Linked DNA regions of Homo sapiens: region 1 is linked to region 2. Evidence: read pairs that join two places in POLR2A ChIA-PET (ENCODE). Cell type or tissue: PC-3. All regions are shown on one strand. Each heading gives the region's core, and the rest is flanking DNA. Links, peaks and the distances in the headings are about the cores only.

What was found. ChIA-PET counts read pairs that join two places held together with the same protein. Peaks named below come from ENCODE experiments on the same cell type or tissue, not always from the same donor. Only the 100,000 strongest peaks of a DNase experiment are listed, where the experiment ranks them.
Region 1: POLR2A ChIA-PET joins it to region 2 with 23 read pairs; 2 of 35 experiments call an interaction of 5 or more read pairs at or near these places.

What each region holds. Positions count from the first base shown.
Region 1 is chr12:52,042,592-52,054,883 of GRCh38, reverse strand. NR4A1 (nuclear receptor subfamily 4 group A member 1) reads right to left here and starts at 3,442. Exons shown (of 7, transcript NM_173157.3): 1 at 3,316-3,442; 2 at 1-557. The coding sequence starts at 555. LOC107984510 (a long non-coding RNA gene) reads left to right here and starts at 3,730. Exons shown (of 2, transcript XR_001749148.3): 1 at 3,730-4,850; 2 at 5,675-6,279. RefSeq lists enhancers at 1,778-1,897, 2,749-3,306 and a silencer at 3,398-3,807. In PC-3, for the core only: CTCF peaks have their summits at 3,822 and 4,031; DNase peaks (open chromatin) are centred at 2,193, 3,583 and 3,923; H3K4me3 peaks cover 3,346 bases; H3K27ac peaks cover 2,250 bases.
Region 2 is chr12:50,442,162-50,454,453 of GRCh38, reverse strand. It overlaps LARP4 (La ribonucleoprotein 4), which reads right to left. Exons shown (of 16, transcript NM_052879.5): 9 at 782-994; 10 at 37-140. Among named protein-coding and RNA genes, the nearest start is that of SNORD133, 8.3 kb to the left of the region's middle. In PC-3, for the core only: no CTCF peak of the experiment used is centred there; no DNase peak of the experiment used is centred there.

The DNA.
Region 1 (12,292 bases), core at 384-8,383, 1.6 Mb before region 2:
CTGTGGGGGCCCAGAGGCTTTGGGCAGCTGCTCTGTCCATGCCCGCAGGCCTTCGTAAGTCTGGCTGGGCGAGAAGTGGCCGAAGGAGCCATCCCAGGGAGAGAGCTGGGGCGGCTGGAAGCTGGGCGTGGAGGGCGACGGGGCCGAGCAGGGGCTGCCATAGTAGTCAGAGCCACTGGAGGACAGGGCCTCATCCACTGGGCCGCTCAGGGGGCCGGGGTAGCAGCCGTACACCTGGAAGTCCTCGAACTTGAAGGAGGCAGAGGCAGGGGAGGTGGCTGAGGACGAGGATGTGGAGGAGGCCGAGGAGGAGGCTGAGGAGCATGGCTGGACTGTTCCTGGCAGCTGGTAGAGGAAGGTGTCAAACTCTCCTGTGTAGCCGTCCATGAAGGTGCTGAAGCTGGGCAGGGCAGTGGGGGCAGCGGGGGCTGCCTCGGGGCTGGCCAGGTCCATGGTGGGCTTGATGAACTCAGGGGTCAGGGGGTCGCTTGCCAGGTGGTCACGGGGTCCCGGACTCGGTGCTGGTGTCCCATATTGGGCTTGGATACAGGGCATCTCTGGAGAGAGAGGAGACCCCAGGGAGGGAAAGGAGAGTCAGTGGGACAAGCCTATAGCCTTGTCTCAAAGTATTTGGGCCCCAGAGCAGCAAGGTGGCAGGAATCCCAGCCTAAAGATGAGACAGAGGCACCGGGACCAGAGCACCCAGGAATCCTGACCCCTGGCCTGAGTACCATCTCGACCTAGGTGCCACAAAGCCCCTGGGCAGCGGCCCAGCATGAGTGGGCTCCATCAGAAGGCCAGCCACACCCTAGTCAGCCTGGGAACCCTAGGGGAGGCATACAGCCAGCATTTCTCTGCTAGAACAGGGGGAAGCTGTGTTCCTCCAGCCCCCTGCCCCTCCCCCATGGGGAAGGCATGGTGGGGGCCGGGAGAAGGGTGAGTGGGAGAGGCAGCCCAGCAAAGCCTCAGCCCAGCTCCCAGGAGCAGCTCCCTGGTTGTTTCGCCAACCAGGCACTTCCTGGGAATACTCCCAGGCCTCTGCAAAGCCCCTTTTCTCCTCCCCTCGCAGTGCCTAGGAAGAAGGACATCGTGAAAATGGAAGAGGAGCTGGAAGTGAAAGCCCACCTGCCTAAGAAGGCAGCCTAATGCAGAGGCCCTAGCCTGTCCCCCATTTCCACCCCAACCCTGCACACTGAGCAAAGGCAGCAGATCCCAAACCCACCCCAATCCTGCCATCTGGGGCTGGGAAGCCACTCTGCACTGCTCGAGATGCTCCCAGAAGCAAAGAGGAAGGGAACCTAGGCCTCCTCATCGGTAACCTGGCTCCAGACCTTTAAAGGCCATTTGCTGGGGACAGGGCAAGGGGGGAGGAAGGAGACCACAGCCCCCTGGACTCTCAGGAGAATGGACAACAGTACCTAAAAAGAATGTTCTGCTGCCCCCAGTTATCTTAATAAGAGAACTCTGAGAGTCCAGCAGAAGACTTAAGGAGAAGCCTGCTGGTGGGTGGGTGGAAGACATTCTGCCCCTGCCTGGGTCCCTCCACTAAAGCAGGGTCTGTGCCCTGAAGAATCCAGAGGCTCAGGCAAAGGGGGTTACACAGCCCCAGTCCCGAGGAGCCTGAAGAGAGCCTGAACAGAGATAGCATCATTCAGGCAGATCCTTACATTCACAGAATGGTCAAAAAATAATGCAGAGGAGGCTCCAGGACAGTCTCCCTCCCAACCTACACACCTGGGGTCTGCGTAACTCTGGCCTCACCAGTCAATGAGGGAAGCTGGAGAAGAAATCAAGCAGGAACAGAGTACCATAATCAAGGGGTGCAGTGATGGGGGCAAAGGCTGTCACCACCTCCTGGCCAAGAGCCCAGGAAGTCCTCTCTGGTCCTAGCCTTCCTTCTAACTCCACAGGCCCTGAACAGGGCACCTCCACCCCTAGCCTGACAACCAAGACAACAGAGACCCTTGTAGCTCAGGCCCCACACACCCAGTGGCACCAGTCCACAGGCATGCAGCACCCTGCGAGAGGTGAGGGTGGCCACATCTGCCTGCACTAGGACAGCCTGGCCAGGGATGGGCTGGGGGTGAAGGAGGAAAGACAGCAGTTGGGCAGAACTGGGCGCTTGTTCCTGCCTTATTCAAATCCTGTTTCTCCACCTGGACGTCCCACATCCGGATCAACCCCCATCAGTCCCTCCCCCTTCATGCAGGTTCTTAACAACACAAGATATGGACCTACATCTAGCCTCACAGGAGGGGGGAGCAGTCCCACAGGAGGAGGAAGAGGCGGGGTTGAAGGAGGCAGTGGGGAGAATCCGGCTTCAGGCAGGTCTTGGCAACAATGTGGCTTGCACCTGTTCTGCTGAACAAGCCTCAGGCTGCACCCTACCTGTAAGATCCAACAGAGACTACTGGGGGAGGGGGCATAGGGATGATCAGCATCTGGAGCTGGAATGGTTGGGAGGTATCCTCTAGGCAGCACCGCCCCAAGACTCCAACACTGGCAACTTCTATCCAGGATCCCCAAGGACAAGGGTTTCCACCTCTGTCTCTCTTTCTCTCTCTCTCTCTCTCTCTCTCACACACACACACACACACACACACACACACACACACGTGATCCAAGCCCCAGCGAAATCAATTCTCCCTGTGCTTACAGAGACCCTGCCCCGACCCCAAGAAGCCTCCTTTATTCAATACACAGCAAGCAGCCCTCCACAGGTCAGCCACCAAGCCAGTCACTTCCTTCAATGATCCGGAGGCTTCCTAACGCACCTCAGACAGAAAGTTCAGGGTGGGGAACCCCTGCCAACTCAGCCACAGCCTCTAAAGTGTTAAGAAAACAACCGGGACACTGGGAGGGAGCTGACAGGCTGGGAGGAAGGAGGGCCTTTTGGAAATCCAATCCCAGTTAGAATCGTACGGATCCCAGCAGCGCCAAAGCTCTGTGTACCTGTTCCCCCACGGTGCTGTGACCCCCATCCACACCCACCCAAGTTCAGAGCACCGTGCGCCCAGTTGGGCACCCTAGGAGACTGAACTAAGGCCAGCCGCCTGCTGGACAAGTCCCTACTCCCGGCGCCAACCCCAACCCCCTACAGCTTCCACTTTGCAGGTAGTCAACCTCCCCTACCTCCTACCCCGCACCCAGTAGTTTCCAGTCTGACCTGGGTTCTCATCCCGTTGTGCTACAGCTGCACACTACACCTACCCTCTTGCATGCCGGCCCTACAACATCCTCTCTGCCCGCGCGTACACCCATCTCCTTCATGCACCGCTCCTAAAAACAGATGCACGTTCCCCGAAGGGAACCTACCCGGCCGGCTCCCGCTGCCCCTGCCCGGACTGGCGCCCCGAGTCTCAGCCTGGTCCCTGGTCCCGCGTGCGCTCCCGAAGTTCTTCTGTGCACTCCCCCAAGTTTCGTAGCCTCCGCCACTGGGACTCCCCGGCCGAGCCCGACCCTCCTCTTAAGCGCTCCGTGACGCACGGGGAGGGGCGGGGGCGCCACTGACGCAGGCCGCCCGTCGAGCTTTGGCCATACAAGGGCGCGGGGGGCGGTGCGGTTCCGGCGGGAGGCGGCCAGGGGGAGGTGCGGCCCGGGGAGCCCGAGGGGGCGGGGCGAGGAGGGGGGGCCTGGAATGTCTGCGCGCGTGACGCACGCGGGGTTCCATTGACGCAGGGAGCGCGGATTGTTTGATCTATAAATAGGCTCCTCGCGCCCGCCGCGCCCGCTAAAAATAGCAGCTCCCAGGCCCACTAGGCTCCCCGCACCGGACTCGGGTCCCAGCTGGGGGCCCCCAGGTCCAGAATAACCAGCGGGAGGGCCAGAGCCCGAGAAGGGGCGCTGTAGAGACGCGGCCGCGGGGCTTCCCCGGATGAGGATCTCCTCACTCTCCAGTTGCTCCCGGGAGCCAACCGCGCCCGGTCCCTCCGGCTCCCTCCGAGCCTAGCCCCGCCTTTACACCTTCCCAAGCCCTTCCTGGAGCCCTAGGGTGTCGCTGCTGCCGCTGCTGGGCGGTCAGGACAGGCCGCGGGCTGAGGCGGGCAATTCGGACACACCCTGGGGAGCCTGCGCCCTCACCTCAGCCCTAGGCGCAGCTAGTGCACAGGACGCGGCTTCCCCAGCAGGGTCTCAGGCTGAGAGGCTGCCCCTGAGACGTCAGTTAGAGCCCTCGCTTAGTCCCTCCAGGCAGTCTCCCTACACAGGACCTTCCCGAGGGCAGGCGTTGGCCAGGCCCAAGCTCGGCCAACAGCTCTGGCTCCGCTCCACAAGCTGAACTTGGTTTCGCACCGTCCCCTCCCCAGCCCCTTACAGGGGGAGTGCACCCTAGTTGGGAAATTACCGAATTTCAGAACCGGGTGGAGCCTGAGAAATCTTTTCAAACTTGTGCCAACTCTTCCTCATTTTATAAACAAACAGGCTCAGAGAAATAATGGCACTTGCTGAAGGTCACACAGCCAGGTGGTGGCACACTGGGTTGGAACCCAGGGCCACAGACTGCATCTCTAGGGATCTCTCCACGCCTCTTATCAATACCCCTCCCCCTGTCCACATCAGGGAGCACCGGCCCTCCCAGCCTACCTCCAGCACCTGTGGGGAGGCAGCTCTGACCAGTTATCACCTGCCCGGTGGAGTGAGGAACAGCCCGCCAGGGCCCTGCTGGGCACAGACCAGGCTTCAGCCACCTGGAGCCTTCCCTGGTTTGGCCGTCACCCTTCCACCCTGATCTCTCCTGAGCCTGGGGAGCCCTCACGGAAAAGTAAGAGAAGAGGGAAGGGCAAAAAAACAAAAACAAGGAAAAGAGAGCCCTGCCACCCCACTGCGACCCCCATCCATTCCCCTTCTCCCATGTAAGTCAATATCCATGAGTTTCTGCTTCCATTGAGCCTGCACCCACCCACCCAGTTCTCAACTCATCTGGTCACCCCATAGGACTTTCTCTGCCCCGGAGGCTCTGCCGGCCCGATTTCCACCCTCAACCCCCATCACAGTTTTCCCACACCCTTGTCTCCAGCCCCCGCTTCTGCCCACTCAAAGGTCCCACAAGCACCTCAAATTTCATCTGTTCCAGACAGAACTTGTCATTTCTGCACCCCCTGCCTGCCACCTAATCTCTGCTCCTGGCTCCTGATGCCCCATTTGCAACTTTTCACTGTTTCCTGAAATTCTTTTTTGGAACATCTCTTGGGTCCTTTCCTCTCCCCGTTTTTGTTTTGTTTTGTTGTCTTTGAGACAAGGTCTTGTTCTGTTGCCCAGCCTAGAATGCAGTGGCATGATTATGGCTTACTGCAGCCTGGACCTCCCAGGCTCAAGCCTCTTGCCTTGGCTTCCCAAAGTGCTGGGATTATAGGCATGAGCCACTGCACTCAGCCTCTCCCGCTTTCCTACTGCCAGCCACAGCCCATGCCTCACTGGTCCCACAGACCAACTGCCTGCGCCCAGTGACCACTCCTCCTTTCCCACACCCATGAAGACCATCCATTAGCCTGCCTGTCTCCTCTTTCTAAAGCCTCACTGTCCACCACAGATGGAGCAGTCTTCATACACAGTTGACCCTTGAACAACACGTTTGAACTGTGTAGGTCCACTCATATGGGGATTTGGGGATTTTTTTTCAATCCAACATGGATCCAAAAACCCACATATACAGAGGGCCGACTTTTAGTATCTACAGGTTCCACAGGGCCAACAGTGGGACTTGAGTATTCGCAGTACAAGTTGGGGTCCTGGAGCCAACCCCCTTCATAAACCAAGGGGTGACTGTAATGCTGATGGCATTCAGTCATCTGGTCAGAACCTGCCAGAACCCTCCATCCCAGCATACAGTCTCAACGTGAATGCATCTGCAGAGAGCTCTGGGTTGCTCCAAACCATCTTCCTTCAAGGCCACTGGTTGAATGTGAAGTGTGGGCAGGATGATGCCAATTGGACCCATCCAGGATCCCTACCTCATTTCAGGCAAAGTTTTGCTTTTCTTTCTCTTAGGCTTTTCCGTAAGATTTTGCTTAGATTTTGTGGAATCCTTTTGTGGAAAATGACTCCACAGCTTAAAAAAAAAAAAGGTTTAAAACCACATATAGAATTCAAGTCCTCCCATTTTGCAGATTAGGAGTCAAGGGTTCCAAGAGGAGCTACACTTTGCTCAGGAGCACACAGCAAGTCTTGCTGGGTGGAACTGATCCCAGCTGTGTCACAGGCTGACTTCCTCACCTAGCACCCACTTTGCCCCAGGATGTCTCCCTCCACCCCAGCAGGGCCTTCCCTAGAAAATAAAACTAACTTTTTTTTTTAAGACGGAGTCTCGCTCTGTCACCCAGGCTGGAGTGCAGTGGCACTATCTCGGCTCACTGCAAGCTCCGCCTCCCGGGTTCACGCCATTCTCCTGCCTCAGCCTCCCGAGTCACTGGGACTACAGGTGCCTGCCACCACGCCAGCTAATTTTTTTGTATTTTTAGCAGAGACGGGGTTTCACTGTGTTAGCCAGGATGGTCTTGATCTCCTGACCTTGTGATCTGCCCGCCTTGGCCTCCCAAAGTGCTGGGATTACAGGCATGAGCCACTGTACCCGGCCAAAATAAAACCAATTTTAATAGGTAGCAAAAGATGATCAGCCAAGCCATTGTTCTTCCTGCCAACCAGCAAGAACAAGTGCGTTATCTGTGGCTTGACCAGTCTGTGCTCAATCTCAGCCTTGCTAGCTCTTTTTTTGTTTTTTGTTTTTGTTTTGTTTTGTTTTTGAGATGGTGCTGTCGCCCAGGCTAGAGTGAAGTGGTGCGATCTCGGCTCACTGCAAGCTCCGCCTCCCAGGTTCATGCCATTCTCCTGCCTCAGCCTCCTGAGTAGCTGGGACGACAGGTGCCTGCCACCACACCCAGCTAATTTTTTGTATTTTTAGTAGAGACGGGGTTTCACCGTGTTAACCAGGATAGTCTCGATCTCCTGACCTCGTGATCCACCCGCCTTGGCCTCCCAAAGTGCTGGGATTACAGGCGTGAGCCACCGCCCTCGGCCCAGCCTTGCTAGCTCTTTGAGAGTTGAACCAGCCTCAAGCTCAGGCACCCTCCTCTCCTCCTCACAACTTGGCATTTGTAAAAAGTGGCACAGACCATCCTGTGGGGTAGGCCCACCCATAAGCCCAAGGAAAACTGAGTGTGGTGAGGAGCTGTCCAGGTCCCTGGTCTGAATCTCAGCATCTAGCCTCCAGATCTGGGCCTGCAGCCCAGGCCCCACCTCCCCAAGCTGCTGCAGGTTATGGAGGCTGCAGTCCTGCTGCCCCAAAGCCTGGAGGAGGATAAGGAACTACAGCTGCCACCTGGTCATGCTTGCAGGGGTGGGAGATGGTGGGGGTGCTCAACACACCACATTCTGAAAATAAGTAAATAAGGAGAAAAAGGCAAAGTCCCTCTGTGGAAACACAGCTGGGGCCACCAATGCAGGTTCCCGTGTGGAGCACCTAGCCTAAGATAAAGGCGAGAGAGGTGAAAGGGGCTTGGGGATCCCAGGCCTTGTGGGCCCTCAAGGGAGAATGGCCTGGGCCTCTGAGAGAGTGGGGTCCAGCTAGTGGAACTTTGGAGAAAGGCACAATTGACGTGGACTTTGGGAGGCCTAAAACAAATGCTGGTCCCAGACTGGCCACAGACTCCCAGCACACACCCCTCCAAGTCTAACCTTCAAGAACAAGGTCAGAGTGAACAGCTAATTGTCGGGGAGATGGGGTAGGAGGGAACAGGTAATAATGAGAGAGGTATCCAAAACTAGAGACAGGGACCTGGAGGTAAGGCAAGGCCATGACAACATGGAAGGGCGGGGAGAGATGTCACGATGGAGACGAGACAGCCCCACCTAGTCAGGCCCCCACACCACGGCCCAGCCTATCCATCTGCCCTCATCACCGCAGTTCCCCACCGACCCCATATAAGGACCTTGAGCTAAACCTTCCCACCACCCACTTTGCACATACTGTTTCACCCACTGTGCATACTGTTTCCCTTCCTCCTAGTAGCCTCCTGAGTAGCTGGGACTACAAGCGCCCGCCACCACGCCCGGCTAATTTTTTGTATTTTTAGTAGAGATGGGGTTTCACTGTGTTAGCCAGGATGGTCTCGATCTCCTGACCTCGTGATCCGCCTGCCTCGGACTCCCAAAGTGCTGGGATTACAGGCGTGAGTCACCGTGCCCGGCCCAAATTTTATTTTAAAATAGCCACGCCTGAATGAGAGGAACGTATTTCTTCATATGGATCCAGATGCAGATGTAATTTATTGAGAACAAATTCTTTCAAGTGTGTTCTTCTGAAAGCACAGTGGCTGTTTCTCATTATGTATTTGTTCTATCAACAGATAGAGCACAAGTATGATTAGCAGGGAATGCAATATCTCATAGTAGAAAGGGGTCCTCCTGCTGACAACACAGTTTATTTTCTGAGCAGTTCACCAGGCCCTTACCCCTCCTAGTCAAATCTTATGGGGCCCAGGGATTTATCATGTACTCAGACCCATCCCTCACCGACCAGTATGTGAACAACATGAGGACAAGGGCACTGTCTCCTAGTCCGTGGTGGGAAGATCCTTTGTGCATCCTCAGTAGTAAGTAGCCCAGGGCAGGCCCCAAGTGAGCAGCCAATGTCCACCACCATTCCCCAGCCCAGAGGGTAGGGGTGGAGATGGGTAAACAGGGGATGAAGGAAGTGGAATTACACAGCCCTTTTCCCACGCTGCCCCTCCACCTTGGGCTGGGCCCCACCCCTACTGAGTAGAGGTCAGGAACTTGCCCTACTTTCACTGAGACTGTCCCCACCCATGGGCCTCCACACCCTTCCCCTGGGGTGGGCAGAAGGAGTGAGCTTTGCCTTCTCCAGCTCAGAAGTGGCCCTGGGAGCTTCCCCTCCTCGGCCCCAGGGCCTATTGCCAGCCCTGACCCGGCCACTTCCTCTTCCTGCTTTGGCAGTAGGCAGGGGGATTTGCACTGTGGGCAGGGAAGCACTGCCTACTGCCCTGGGGGCTTCCCGTGGGCAGCTCTGGGAACCAGGGGTGAAAGGTCAGGCCCAGGCTCTGCTCTCCTGGCCCTTGCCCAAGCCCTACCATGAGCACATGTATCACTACCTCCCCAAAACCAGCCTCCCAGGGACCCAGGCAGGTCAGCTAGTGGCCGCACTCCTCCCCTCAGCTCTCAGCAGGGGCGAAATATGGAAGAGCTATCAGAGGCATCTTTGTCCAGGAGCTAGCAAGCCTGATGTGTGACCTGAGGCCAGTCCCTTGTCCTCTCCAAGACTGCTTCCTCATCTGCCTAATGCAGACATCACCAGGCCCAGTGCTGGTAGAATTCAGTTCACAATGGAAAGGAGAGGCTCCACATCCAAATGTAGCACTGCCTGGGGCCTGGGCTCCCCCACTGTCATGGGAAACCTGTAATGGCAAGTGAGGGTGGAAGTCGGGAGGCAGGCAGTACCTCCAGGGCACAGGGAAGTGCTACAGGGGGATGGGTTCCAGGACCCCGACATATACCAAAATCCATGCATACTCAAGTCCCACACTCGGCCCTGTGGAACTCATGTCTGCAACGGGACAACCACAGCAGCCTGCAGCAGAATCCTGGGGCTGGCAGGGAGGGTGGCAGGGGCAGGAGATAGCAGGGTCCTCAGCTGGACGGGGGAGCCGGCAGCCCTCCTGCTCCAGGAACTACAGACAAACAGTAACCCCATCTCTACTTCTCCCACTCCTGGGCTGAGTGAGAGGAAAAGAGAGTGTGCCCAGAGATGTGGCTCTACCCAGCACTGGGAGAATTCTAGACTGTGTATGCAGCGAGTGGTCAATTAATACTCTGGAGAGAGCTAGTTAATTAAGGAGGTCAGGCTATGGCCACAGAGGCTATCTTCAGTCCAGTGATTTCTCTACCCCTCCCTCCCTCCCTCTCAGGCCAGAAGAAATTAACATACAGCATAAAAGAATAAGATCAGACTTCAGGAAGAACCACCAGACGGGGCTGGAAAACACAGACAAGATCACGGAGTTCCTTTGGGAAAGGTTGCCCCACGCCTTGAACCTCCCTCAGTTTCCCTCTCAGTCTCTTCAGCTCCTGGCCAGCTCTCTTCTCCTCTCGCCTTGGAGGGTCTCCCACCACCTTGCAGAACATCAGCACCCACCAAATTCCCTTGCCTCTGCCCAAGGTCTCCACCCAGCCTACGTGGGCAAAATTTCAAATTCCAAAATAAAAACTCTCTGATAACGAGTCCCAGCCGGAAAGACTGATGCACTTTCCTATTGTTAAAGTATTTTTAGTCACAGGCTCTGGATTCGTTTAGAGACTCACGTTCAGAAAGGGGAAAATTTTTTTTTGAGAACTGGGAAGGAGAGCACAGGAGCCTCCCACGTAAGGAGCTGCTGCCTGTTCCATGCCGGGCCAGAGTCCCTGGCCCAGGTCCCGGAGCGTGTTTGTGGCAAGCTGGTTGGCGGACTTGCCAGACCTCTCTCCAGCTCTGCTTCTCAGGCACCCAAAGCAGCTGGGAGGCCGGGCAAGGGCCCGGCAAGCGGGGCAGGCCAGGGACTGAGGGCTCAGCAGAACGCCAAGCCCCTGGCCCAGCCACTCAGTCCCAACTAGTGGGGGCTCAGGGGCCCCACTCAGAAGCCAATCCTGAGATACCCCAATGGACACCAAACTCGCCGCAGTGACCAGTGCCTCATCCAGGCGGGGTGGAGAGGAGAGGAGGACGGACACCCTGTGGGGAAGCTCTGAGAAAGGAGCTAGACTGCATTAGCTGTCTCTGTACACCTCTCCTAGTTCTCAGTCACAGCGTTCACAAGTCCAACTACCGTCATCCAGCTGTGGTCAAGCTGCACACTCATGCCTCCAGTTGTCGGCCACCCTTGCTTCCTCCCCGCAGCCCAAGGCCAAAGGGTTTGGCATGACAGTCACAATGGGAAAAAATCCAAACAGCCCAGCTCCCATTCCTCAATGTCCCTGTCCCAAGACTCACCAGCTTCCTCCTCACGATCTGCTTTGACCCTGGAAAAAGGTCCCAGACAACCGCACGAAGGGAGAATCCCAAGATTGGTTGGGGGCTCTTCCTGGTGGTCTCAGGGAGCCCTGTGGGGAGAGACGTGCTGCCCAGCCAGCCTATCCTCACAGCCGAGGCTGGGCAGCAGCTGAGCGAGCTCTGGATGTGGTGCTGCCTCCAAGCCGGCGTGTCCTCCTCTGTTTATATAGCAGAAACCAGAGCCGGCCTCTGGGGATGGGGGGAGCCACTTTGGGCCCTCTTGACTGGACCTGACTTTGGCCCAGGTCAGCAAGAGCCCAAAATAGTCAGCTGACGGGAGCCCCAGCATGAGCGTGACCCTGGGCCCGTGCCCAGGCCTGGCAGACAGGTGCCCACGTCACAAGACCAGCAGCTCTAGCACTCATGGGGCCCCGGTTGGCAGCCCCTCAGGGTGGCCTTGGCAGTATATCTGGCATGGGAGTTCCACCCAATCACCACCATCACCCAGACAACGAGGTAAACACAAGGAATTCTGCCCACCAGGGCTGCTGTGTACCCAGAGGGAGGGCTGAGTGCTCAGGAAGCTGGGTCTGGACTGGGGGCGGATGTAGGGGCCGAGTTGAGGGAGGGACACCTGGCCACTGCTGTCATCCTCACTCACGTGCTTCCCAAGTCCAGATCTCCAGCTGACCAGAGAACACCTGCCTCTCCCCCTTACAGTAATTCCTCTCCCTGTCTTCAGCCCGAGGTTGGTGGTACAGCACCTGCTGCCATCAGGAGGCCAGGCACACACCCAGCCCTGCCCCCAGAACAGGAGGCCCTGCTTCCCAGGGCTTCCCCCTTCCCTCCAGGCTGGGACCAGACACCCCATCCTCCCCACCCCAGCCACCTCTCTGGGGCTCTCTGCACCCTGAACGCTGACCCCCCATGAGGCAACAGTGTTTGGGAAGCTGAGGGAGATACTGAGCCAGTGCGTGCTTCATCCGGGATTTCTCAAGGCCTGGGAGGGCTGCTGCCCAAAGATGGCCCTCTTCCAGGGAAGGAGGAAGGGAATCTCATGACCCCTGTCTGGGGTGCAAGGCAGAGCTCCAGCTCCTTTAGGCACAGAACCAGGACTACAGTGCCCTTGGCCCCATCTCATGTCCCCAGGAAAGGCCTGCTGAAAATCCCATTCCCGTCCTCCACCTCTCAGCCCCAGATCAGTGTGGGCCTTCTCCGGAAGCACCCTCAGTCAAGGAAGGTATGTCTTCCACAGTCAGACCAGGTGCCTGTGCTTGCCAGCCACCCAGGAGGCATGGTTCTGGGCTTGGCTCTACACAT
Region 2 (12,292 bases), core at 1,906-9,905:
GTTTAAAATACATTACAGCTATGGTTTTTATCTTACCGATTTTTTTGGAATGGTCGACCCATATTCATAGCAGCAGCATTTGTTTTATAAGATCCTGGCGAATTAAAGCCATTCACAAAACTACCATTGGGAAAGGGAGCCTAGAAAAAAATGTATGTTTAAACAATATTAATGGCAAAGGTAAAATCTGGTGTGAGGGTCACAAGAACCTTAATGAGCTTATGAATTTATCTTTTACAAGCCAAAAATATCTTAAAATATTTTACTGATTCATTTCTGCAATATTCACTTCAAGTACCACTGGATTTATGAACAATTCATAACTTAGTAAAGAATGTCTGGTCTGACATTTCGCAACACTAAAATGCATTTAAAATCACGCAAAAGTTATCCAGTCTCTTCTTTCAATTCACTCAGCAAATTTTATGGAATAAAATTATGCGCTCTAATAGCTCACCTCTTAGTCATATGCATTTATTTGGTATGGAGAATTAGATATCCATATCACTGTTTAAAAGCCAAAAAGTGGCCGGGCATAGTGGCTTGTAATCCTAGCATTTTGGGAGGCTGAGGCGGGTGGACTGCCTGAGCACAGGAGTTCGAGACCAGCCTGGGCAACATGGCAAAATTCCATCTCTACGAAAAATACAAAAAATAAAATAAAATAAAGGCCAAAAAGTCATCAATGTCAACATAAATGAGCTCCCACTCCAACTGATTTCTTCAAATTTCAGCTCAAATTAAAAATATTATTATATTTTATTGTAAGGATCTCACTTACCAGTGGTGTTTCAAAGTAAGGTGTAGGATTTGGAGACCAAGACTGAGGCACAATACTATAGACCGAGTACTGTTGGTGAGGATTATATACAGGCTGCATAAAGACTGGGGAGGCATACTGTGCTTGAGTTTGAATGGGGTGACTATAGATACTAGAATCCATTAATCGATAACCATTCTTAGCAAAAAATGTATTGATGGCTTTTATCCTTGCCTAGAAGAGGAACACATTATAGCAACAAAGAATTAAGTGTATATTTTAAAAAATACATTTAATTTACATTTTAACATATATTTTACATGACTATACTATTTCTGCCTACAGTAGAATCAGTAGAGCAAAAGAAAAGAAAATGACAGCTTTAATTAATTAATAAATAATAAAAACGTTTTCATGGTATAAAAACCATAGTAAACAAGGTAAAACCCCCCCCGCCACACACAAACACACGTCAAAATAACCAGGTGTGCTGGCTCACACCTGTAACCTGAGCACTTTCAGAGGTCAAGGGGGTAGGATCGCATGAGCCCAGGAGTTCGAGGCCACCCTGGGTACCACAGTGAGACCCATCCCTTACAAGGAAAAAAAAAAAAAAAAAGCTGGGCATGGTGGCATGCAACCTGTAGTCCTAGCTGCTTGGGAGGCAGAGTGGGGAGGACTGCTTGAGCCAAGGAGCTGGAGGCTGCTGTGAGCTATGATCGCACTACCACACTCCAGCCTGGGCAACAGAGCGAGACCCTGTCTCTAAACAACAACAACAAGCAGAGTAAAAACCTCCCAAAAAACTAAGTCAAAACAGTAAATTGTAGCTCATCACAGGCAAGGGTACTAGTATCTCTAATACACGAATTGTAAAAACAGACATGAAAAGGCCCAACAATGCTATGAACAGCGTTCACAGAACAAAAAAAGGCAAACGGCTCTTAAACATATGAAACAGATGCTAAACTCACTCATAAAAGAAATGCAGGCATATGTAAAAATGCTCAAAATCACTAATCATCAAAGAAATGTAAGTTGAAATCACAAGATAGCATCTCACATCTATTAAAATGGGTGCAGCAAAAAAAACAACAGGAAGTGTTAGAGAAGATATGGAGAAAAGGGAACTTTTGTACACTGTTGCTGGGAAGGTAAATTAGTATAGCCAGTATGGAAACTAGTATGGAGATTCCTCAAAAGTTAAAAATAGGCCAGGCTCAGTGGCTCATGCCTGTAATCCCAGCACTTTGAGAGGTTGAGGCGGGCAAAGCACTTGAGGTCATGAATTCCAGACCAGCCTGGCCAAAATGGTGAAACCCCGTCTCTACCAAAAACACAAAAATCAGCTGGGCATGGTGGCACACGCCTGTAATCCCAGCTACTTGGAAGGCTGAGATTGCAGTGAGCTGAAATTGTGCCACCGCACTCCAGCCTGGGCAAGAGCAAGACTCTGGGTCAAAAAAAAGTTAAAAATAGAAGTACCGTATGATCCAACAACCCTATGTATATCCAAAGGAAATGAAATTAGTATGCTGAAGGGTATCTGCACTACTGTCTGTGTTGCAGCATTACTTATAGTGGCTAACATATGGAAACAACCCGGTGTCCACAGCAAATGAATCGATGGAGAAAACGTGGTGTACACACACACTGGAATACCATTCAGTTGTTTATTTATTTATTTTTTTGAGACAGAGTCTTGCTCTGTCGCCCAGGCTGGAGTGCAGTGGTGCAATCTTGGCTCACTGCAACCTCCGCCACCTGGTTCAAATGATTTTCCTGCCTCAGCCTCCTGAGTAGCTGGGATTAGAGGCACCCACCAACACGCCCGGCTGATTTTTGTATTTTTTTTAAGACACAGAGTCTCACTCTGTGGCCCAGACTGAAGTGCAATGACACGATCTCAGCTCACCACAACCTCCACCTCCTAGGTTCTAGCAATTATCCTGCCTCAGCCTCCAGAGTAGCTGGGATTACAGGCACATACAGCCATACCCAGCAAATTTTTTTGTATTGTTAGTAGAGACGGGGTTTCACCCTGTTGCCCAGGCTGGTCTGGAACTCCTGAGCTCAGGCAATCCACCCGCCTCAGCCTCCCAAAGTGCTAGGATTACAGGCATGAGCCACCGCGCCTGGCCTTGATTTTCATATTTTTACTAGAGATGGGGTTTCACCATGTTGGCCAGGCTGGTCTTGAACTCCTGACCTCAGGTGATCCGCCTGCCTTGGCCTCCCAAAGTGCTGAGATTACAGGCATGAGCCACCATGCCCAGACCCATTCAGTCTTAAAGAAGGAAATCCTGTCATTTGTGACAACCTGAATGAACCTAGAAGACATTATGCTAAGTGAAATAGGGCAGGCACATAAAGACAAACACTGCATGATCTCACTTGTATTTGAAATCTAACAAGGTGGAACTCATAGAGACAGTATAATGGTGGTTACCATAAGCTAGGGATAGGGGGAGGCAGGGACTGGGGAAATGTTTCATAGGGTATAAAGTTTGTGTTAGAAGAAATAAGTTCTGGAGAGCAGGGTGATGATAGTTAATAATAATGTATTATGTAATTCAAAATTGCTGACTTTAAATGTTTGCAATACCAAAAAGGCATGTATACAATTTGATTTGCCAACTAGAATAACTTAATAAAGCTGTGGGGAAAAAATATACCCACGTGACTATTCACTAACACTAATTGTAAAAGGTGAGGAAACCTATGGGCCCCAGAAGCAACCCAACAGTCCATCACCAGTTGAACACAACGTGTACATCCAAACAACTGAGTATCATAAACGTAAAAAAGAACTGAAAAAATGCTCTAAACACCATTATGAAGTGACTTCCAGAATACACTATTAAGTCAAAAAAAAATTAACAGGAGACAAGGCAGCCAGGCACAATGGCTCATGCCTGTAATCCTAGCACTTTGGGAGGCCAAGACAGGTGGATCACCTGAGGTCAGGAGTCAAGACCAACCTGGCCAACATAGTGAAATCCCATCTCTACTAAAAAAATACAAAAAATTAGCCAGGCATGGTGGTGCACACCTGTAATCCCAGCTACTCGGGAGGTTGAAGCAGGAGAATTGCTTGAACCCAGGAGGCGGATTTTTTTCCGAGATTTTCATATGGGAAAAAGGAGAAACAGACATGAGGCAGAAGAAAGGAAAACCATACAGCCTGAATTTAAATTGTAAGCATCAGTACAAACCTACATTTTTGTCTTAAAACATAAAAACTAAACAGCTCTGTCTAAAAAAGCTTAGAAACAATGACAAAACCAGTAGACACAAATACTACTTGTGTCTAGGCAGTGGTCCACAAAATACCATTTCCCCATAAAGTAGCCTAAGGATTTAAAAGAACTGGTTGACTCCAGTCCTTTGGCATGAAATGTGTAAGAGCCTGGAACATCTTGACAAACTGCACAGCAAGGTAACCAGTAAAGATTGCTACGGCTGGCCAGGCAGGGTGGCTCACGCCTGTAATCCCAGCACTTTGGGAGGCTGAGGCGGGCGGATCACGAGGTCAGATCAAGACCATCCTGGCCAACATGGTGAAACCATGTCTCTACTAAAAACACAAAAAATTAGCTGGGCGTGGTGGTGCACACCTGTAGTCCCAGCTACTTGGGAGGCTGAGGCAGGGGAATCGCTTGAACCCAGGAGGCGGAGGTTGCAGTGAGCTGAGATCGTGCCACTGCACTCCAGTCTGGCAACAGAGCAAAACTCCATCTCAAAAAAAAAAAAAAAAAAAAAAAAAAAAATTGCTATGGCTGTATAACAAAAGGTCTCAGGAGTCAATTCAAAGAGGCCAATATCAACACGAACAGTAAACACCCCAAATATGTTTAAATATTCAAAACCGAAAACAGATAAAAATTGGCTAAAAAATCAACACTTTTAAAAACTGGTAATAAAAGCCAGAGTCAAGCATGTAACATGGATTTCACATAGAACCTGTAACTCAGGGTAATGAAGATGAGTAAGAGTTTCTAATAAATGAAAAATAGATAGAGAAATACCACAATTTTAGCAATCTCTAATGAATTAACAGACCAATGAGCATAGCAGCTAGCTTTTGTATCCTCTCTATTGCCCCAAAAATCAAACCCTTGCTACCAAGGTAGCAAGGCATCATGCCTCTTGCTACCAAAATGCATGAAATATGGGAGACAGATCAGTATCTAGCTACTTTCCATGATAGCCATGTCTTTAAAAAACAGAAAAAGAAAAAAAGATCTAGCGACCAATTTGCATGAAAAACAGGAGAGAAAGGACAGAGAATCATGTTAAACTGCACTCAAGAATAAAGGCAGCAAAATCTATATTCCAAGAAACACTGCAAGACAGATAATGATTATCTTACCCATAAACTTCCAAAAGAAAAAAATACAAAGTTATAGGAAAAAACTACAGATTTTTATTTTTTATTTTACTTTCTTTTTGGACACAGTCTTGCTCTGCCGCCAATGTTGGGGGTGCAGTGGTGTGATCTCGGCTCACTGCAACCTCCTCCTCCAAGGATCAAATGATTCTCGGGCCTCAGCCTCCCGAGTAGCTGGGACTACAGGCATAAGCCACAAAGCCTGGCTAAATATTTTTGTATTTTTAGTAGAGACAGGGTTTCACCATGTTGGCCATGCTGGTCTGGAACTCCTGGCCTCATGTGATCTGCCTGCCAAAGTGCTGGAATTACAGGAACGAGCCACAGTGTCCAGACCAGATTTTTAAAGAGGAAAAAACGAGAAAGAAGGGGAATCAGGAAAATATGAAAAGTGACTAGGTACTTGATAATGTTCAAGACATTGTTCATTTTTAAAAGTCTAATGATGATATTGTCGTCATGTATTAAGAAAGAATCTCGGCTGGGTGCAGTGGCTCACGCCTGCAATCCCAGAACTTTGTGAGGCCAAGGCAGGCAGATCAACTGAGGTCAGGAGTTTGAGACCAGCCTGGCCAACATGGTGAAACCCTGTCTCTACTAAAAATACAAAAATTAGCCAGGCGTGGTGGTGGGTGCCTGTAATCCCAGCTACTCAGGAGGCTGAAGCAGGAAAATTGCTTGAACCCAGTGGGGCAGAGGTTGCAGTGAGCCAAGACCACACTTCACTCCAGCCTGGGCATAAGAGCAAGACGCAGTCTCAAAAAAAGGGAAAGAATCCCTCTTGATAGAGATACAAATCTTAATTTATTTATGGATGAAATCTGAAATTAAGGTTGAAATTTGCTTCAAGATGACTGGGGTTGTGGAGAGAAATGAGTGGGAATATAGAGGAAACAATGGCCATTTTCTACTAACTGTTAAAATTGGGTAACATTTATAGAGTTTCAGTCTTATAAAAAGAGTTCTGGAGATAGATGGCAGTGATGGCTGCAAATCATTGTGAATGTATTTAATAGCACTAAACTGTACACTTAAGAACAGTTAAGATGGGGGGAAAAAGATAAAACAAACAAAAATAAGAACAATTAAGATGGTATATTGTATGTCCATTTTGCCAAAATTTTAAAACTGGGGGCTGGGGCCAGACCTGGTGGCTCACTCCTGTAATCCCAGCACTTTGGAAGGCCGAGGCGCGTGGATCACAAGGTCAGGAATTCAAGACCAACCTGTCCAAGATGGTGAAACCCCATCTCTACTAAAAATACAAAAATTAGCTGGGCGTGGTGGCAGGTGCCTGTAATCCCAGCTACTCGGGAGGCTGAGGCAGAGAACTCCTTGAACCTGGGAGGCAGAGGTTGCCATGTGCTGAGATTGCGTCACTGCAGTCCAGCCTGGGCAACACGGCAAGACTCCGTCTCAAAAAAAATAGAAAAAAATGGGGGGGGAGTGGTGCGGAGCTGGGCCCAGTGCCTGACACCTGTAATCACAACACTTTGGGAGACCAACGTGGGAAGATCACTTGAGTCAGGAGTTTGAGACCAGCCTGGGAAGACAGCAAGACCCTGTCTCCACAAAAACAAACAAACAAACAAAATAATTAGCTACTCTGAAGGCAGAAGGATCCCTTGAGCCCAGGAGTTCAAGGTGGCAGTGTGCTATGATCACGCACACTGTACTCCAGCCTGCGCAACAAAGTGAGACCCTGTCTCTTTAAAAAATAAAATAAAATAAATAAAACTGGGGGAAAAAATTGGATAATGGGTAAACAGTAACTAATTATACCATTTTATCAATTTATATGCTTCAAATTCCTATATTACTTTTAAAAAGGAAAAAAATGCTCTAACACTTGGTAAATTTATAAAGCAGACCATTTTATGCACTGCTTGTGGCTGCTTTTGCCCTGCAAGTTGCTGCAACAGGAATTACATGGCCATCAACATCTATAATATTTACTGTTTGGCTCTTCAAAGAAAATGTTTGCTGACCCTTTTAATAAAACCACAGGCTGAGTATGCCTTACCCAAAATGCTTGGTACCAGCTTTTTTTGTATTTAGGAATATTTGCATTGTATTTTCCAGTTGAGTATCCCAAATCCGAAAATCCAAAAGGCTCTAATGAGCATTTCCACTGAGCAGCATGTTAGTACTCAAAAACTTTTCGATTTTGGAGCAATTCAAATTTAGGATTTGGGATGCTCAAGCTACATAATATGAAGATATAAGAAGGTTAGATTAGAAACCAAAGGCACACCAAGTTGCTGGGAATATCAAATGAAATAACACATGTGAAAGCATAAAATTACCACTGCAATGAATGTATGAAAGATACATTTTATGATCCTTACAGCCATAGGCCAGGAACCCTCCTCCACTCCTAAAATTGCAATCAGTCAAACAATAAGAAATCAATTATGGCCAACCTTGACAAACTGATTTTAACAAGACCTAAAAAATAACTATGGCTATTGCTTTTACCTAAGTAATGTCATACATTATAGTACACTTTAATGTTAAAATGTCCCCTAAGGAACTAAAATCAAGTAAACAGCATTATTTTAAAAATACAGTCCACTAGGCCGGGTGTGGTGGCTCACGCCTCCAATCCCAGTACTTTGGGGGGCTGAGGCGGGCGGATCACAAGGTCAGGAATTCGAGACCAGCCTGGCCAACATAGTGAAACCCTGTCTCTACTAAAACTACAAAAATTAGCCAAGCATGGTGGCATGCGTCTGTAGTACCAGCTACTCGGGAGGCTGAGGCAGGAGAATCGCTTGAAACCCAGGAGGCAGAGGTTTTGGTGAGCCAAGATCATGCCACTGCACTCCAGCCTGGATAACAGAGCGAGACTCCGTCTATAAAAAAAAAAAAAAATATATATATATATATATATAGAGAGAGAGAGAGAGAGAGAGAGAGAGAGAGAGAGAGAGAGAGAGAGAGAGAGAGAGAGAGAGAGAGGGAGAGAGAGAGACCACTAGTCAAGAAAACAGCAATTGGTCAGGCGCGGTGGCTCACACCTGTAATCCCAGCACTTTGGGAGGCTGAGGTGGGCAGATCATGAGGTCAGGAAATCGAGACCATCCTGGCTAACATGATGAAACCCCGTCTCTACTAAAAAATACAAAAATAAATCAGCCAAGCGTGATGGCAGGCGCCTGTAGTCCCAGCTACTCAGGAGACTGAGGCAGGAGAATGGCGTGAACCCAGCAGGCGGAGCTTGCAGTGAGCCGAGTTTGTGCCACTGCACTCCAGCCTGGGCGACAGAGCGAGACTCCGTCTCAAAAAAAAAAAAAAAAAGAAAAAAGAAAAAAAGAAAACGGCAATGAAAGAAATATTTCAGGGCATGGAACTGCAGGTGAAAAAGAATCAAAAAAAGGGAGGGAAAATAAGGACTCCAAGATGACCCAGATGTCAGACTGCAGACAAAGTTTTAATACAGCTCTTACAAGTACATATATTCATGGATAACATTTATGTTTCTAATAAATTGAAATTAAGGGGAAATCACAGCAGAGAGAGAAGAAATATTTTGAAAAATGGAAACTCTAGAATACAGCATCTAAAATATTCACTGGACAGTCCTATCACATTGGGGACAGCAAAAGAAAAGTTCAGTGAACTTGAAGATGAACCCAAATCCACAGAAATGATCCAATCTGGAGAACAACAACAACAACAAAAATAGGTTGAAGAAAAATGAACAGAATCTCAGTGACATCAATCAGTCCAACATATGAAATTGGAGTACCAAAAAAAGAAAGGAGAAGAGAGGGCAGAAAAAATTTTTGGCAAGTATTTGGAAATTCCCCAAATGCAGTAAAGAATATCAACATACAGAGCCAAGAAGTTTAGTATTTCCCAAGTATAATAAGTAAAAGCATACTAGACACACCATAGCCAACCTACTGGAAACCAAAAATAAAACATCTTGACAGCAGGCAAAGAAAAAGGACACATCATATACAGGGGAAGAACCATGTGAATGATGGTGAACATCTCATCAGAAACAAGAGTCCAGAATGGTATCTTAAAAGAATGGAAAATAATTTTAGCTGTCATCCCTGCATTCTGTATCCATGGAAAATACTCATCACAAATGCTGGGCGCAGTGGCTCACGTCTATAGTCCCAACACTTTGGGAGGCCTTAGTGGGGGGATCGCTTGCCCTCAGGAGTTAAGAGACCAACCTGGATGACACAGCAAAACTCCGTCTCTACCACAAAAAAAGTAGAAAAATTAGCTGAGCATGGTGGCATGCACCTGTAGTTGCAGCTAACTCGGGCCGGGGGTGGGTGCGAGGCAAGAGGAGGCTGCAATGAATTGAGATTGTACCACTGCACTCCAGCCTGGGTGATAAAGCAAGACACTGTCTCAAAAAAGAGTGTGAAATACCAGACATTTTTAGTTAAGGAAAAACTAAGAGAATTCGTTGCTGGTTGGTACTGTAACAAACACCAATGGAAGTTCCTTAGGCTGAAAGGAACTGATACCAGTTATTTTCAGGCATAGAAATCACAATTGAAACAGAATGAAGCACTGCCTCTTAATGAAATCATCAATAAATTAGGAAATGAGTGGATAAACATTATCCACTTAATGTCCCTTTCCTCCAACGTCATCACTTCTAAATCACAGAACTTTAGAAATGAAGAGCATGGACACTACAAAGAAACAAACCAGAACCTTACAGGTTGGCCTGACATACTCAAGATACAACAGCTGGTGGCAGAAAGCACCACCAGGATTGGAGTATAGCATTCCTTGCTTCTGCACCTGTCTTTCCAGGTGTTAGGTCATTTGATTTTAATAAATGGTATAAAAGTTAATGTGAATTTTCTTGCAACTTATGTTGCTATGTGATGGCTCATCAAAAGAAGCATAAAGAAAAACTAAAATGGCAGAGAAAAACATTACTTATAATAAAATATTTGTGTTTTTACTACTATATCTGAGACCCCCAGCAAAAGCAATAGAAATAAGAAATGGGAGGTATAAGGAATAATCAAAATAGTGATTATCTGTAGACATTAAAACATTAAAAAAAATCAGTAAGACACCAAGAAGAAAAAGCAACCAAAATTATTTTAAAGTAGTAAAAATGAATTGAATTAACAATGAAATACATAATAGTTACCATAATAATGAATAATGTAGGCTAAAACAACCAGCTGTCCCCAATTTAACCAATAAATTGAACAGAATTCCATTAATTCCATTATAGATTTTGTTTGGCTGTTTGTTGGAACTAGACAAATATTCTAAAATTGTTTGAAAATGTAATGATCTAAGAAGAGCCAACACAATCCTGAAAAATAGGGTCAAGGACAAAGAACTAGCAGAAATAAATAAGGATATTATAAAATGATGATAATTAAAACAGTGATATCTGGCCAGGCAAGGTGGCTCACACCTGTAATCCCAGCACTTTGGGAGGCCGAGGTGGGTGGATCACCTGAGGTCAGGAGTTCGAGAGCAGCTTGGCAAACATGGCAAAACCCCGTCTCTACTAAAAATACAAAAATTAGCTGGGCGTGGTTGTTAGGCACCTGTAACCCCAGCTACGCCGGAGGCTGAGGCAGGAGAATCGCTTGAACCCAGGAGGTGGAGGTTGCATTGAGCTGAGATTGTGCCACTGCACTCCAGCCTGGGTGGTAAGAGTGAAACGCCATTTCAAAAATAAATAAATTAAGAAAATAAAATTAAATTAAATTAAACAGTGATATCCAGGAATGCAATCATGGTGTGGTGGCTCACATCTGTAATCTCAGCACTTTGGGAGGCTGAGATGGAAGGACTGTTTGAGTTCAAGAGTTTGAGACCAGCCTAGGCAACATAGACCCCAACTCTACCAAAAATTTAAAAATTAGCCAGGCATGATGGTGTGCACCTGTGGTCCCAGCTACTTGGGAGGCTGAGGTGGGAAGATCACTTGAGCCTGAGAGGTCGAGGCAGCAGTGAGCCGTGATCATGCCCCTGCACTCGAGCCTAGGTGACAGAGAGAAAGAAACCCCAGTCTCAAAAACAAAACAAAACAAAACAAAACAGCCATATTGGTTCAGGGAAGCAGAACTCAAAGAAAACAGAGAATCTGAAACAAATCTCATAGCTGCAGAAGTTGCAGAAGAATAGAAATGACAAAAAATTAAGTGTTGAAATAAATGTCTTTCCATATATGGGGAAAAATAGAACTAGATTCCTATCTTATACTATATATAAAATTAATTCCAGATATACCAAAGACCCACTTCTGAAATACTTTAAAACTTTAAAGCTATTAAGAAGACTCAGGAGAATATCTTTATAAAAGCCTCAAAGCAGGGAAAGATAAAAGGGAGAAGAACATCATAGACAGAGGAAGTAGAATGACAGCTAGAAAACAGCCTCATCTGTAATATGGAAACTAATAATCCCACCTACTTCACAGCAATTATGAGATTTAAATATGGTAAGTTCTTAGAACCTCTTAATAAATGTAAGTCACTGTTATCCTAGTTCTTCCACTTACTAGTTATGTGAAACTAGGTAGGTTACCCTCGTGTCTTATTATCCTCACTAGGAAACTGAAGAAAACAAAAGCACTATCTCATTAGGTTCCTGTAAGGATTAAATGAGTCAATACATGTAAAGTGCTTAAAACAGAAAGTGACACACAGAGTTCAACACAGAGGGATTAGTAAGAATAATGTATTACATTTACAAATAAGAATAACTATAGCACACAGGGAATGAGGATCAAGTCGAACTAAGTGTATGTTACTGGATTATGGTTTAGAACACTAGCTCTGGTAGCAATGTGAAGAACAGATTGTTAAGGGGGGGAAAAACTGGTAACACAGCAGTTAAGAGGCTACTCCAAGTGTTCAAGCCTAAACAATGGGAGATTTTTGGAAAGCATTTTCACAGGACCTGAGAACAGATTAGACATGTAAAGACAGGGATCAAATGTGTCATCAGTGACAATGCCTAGGTTTCCAAATGGTTGTATTGATGGTACGTAGTGATGCAGTTAATTGAGATGAGGTTGAAAGTACTGTGAATATTTTTCATCTGTTACTAAAAATTATTTCTATTGCTCATTTTGAGATCTGGAATTATCTCATATGTTGTAAATCAGCATCTAATTAAACCTCATGCTATTT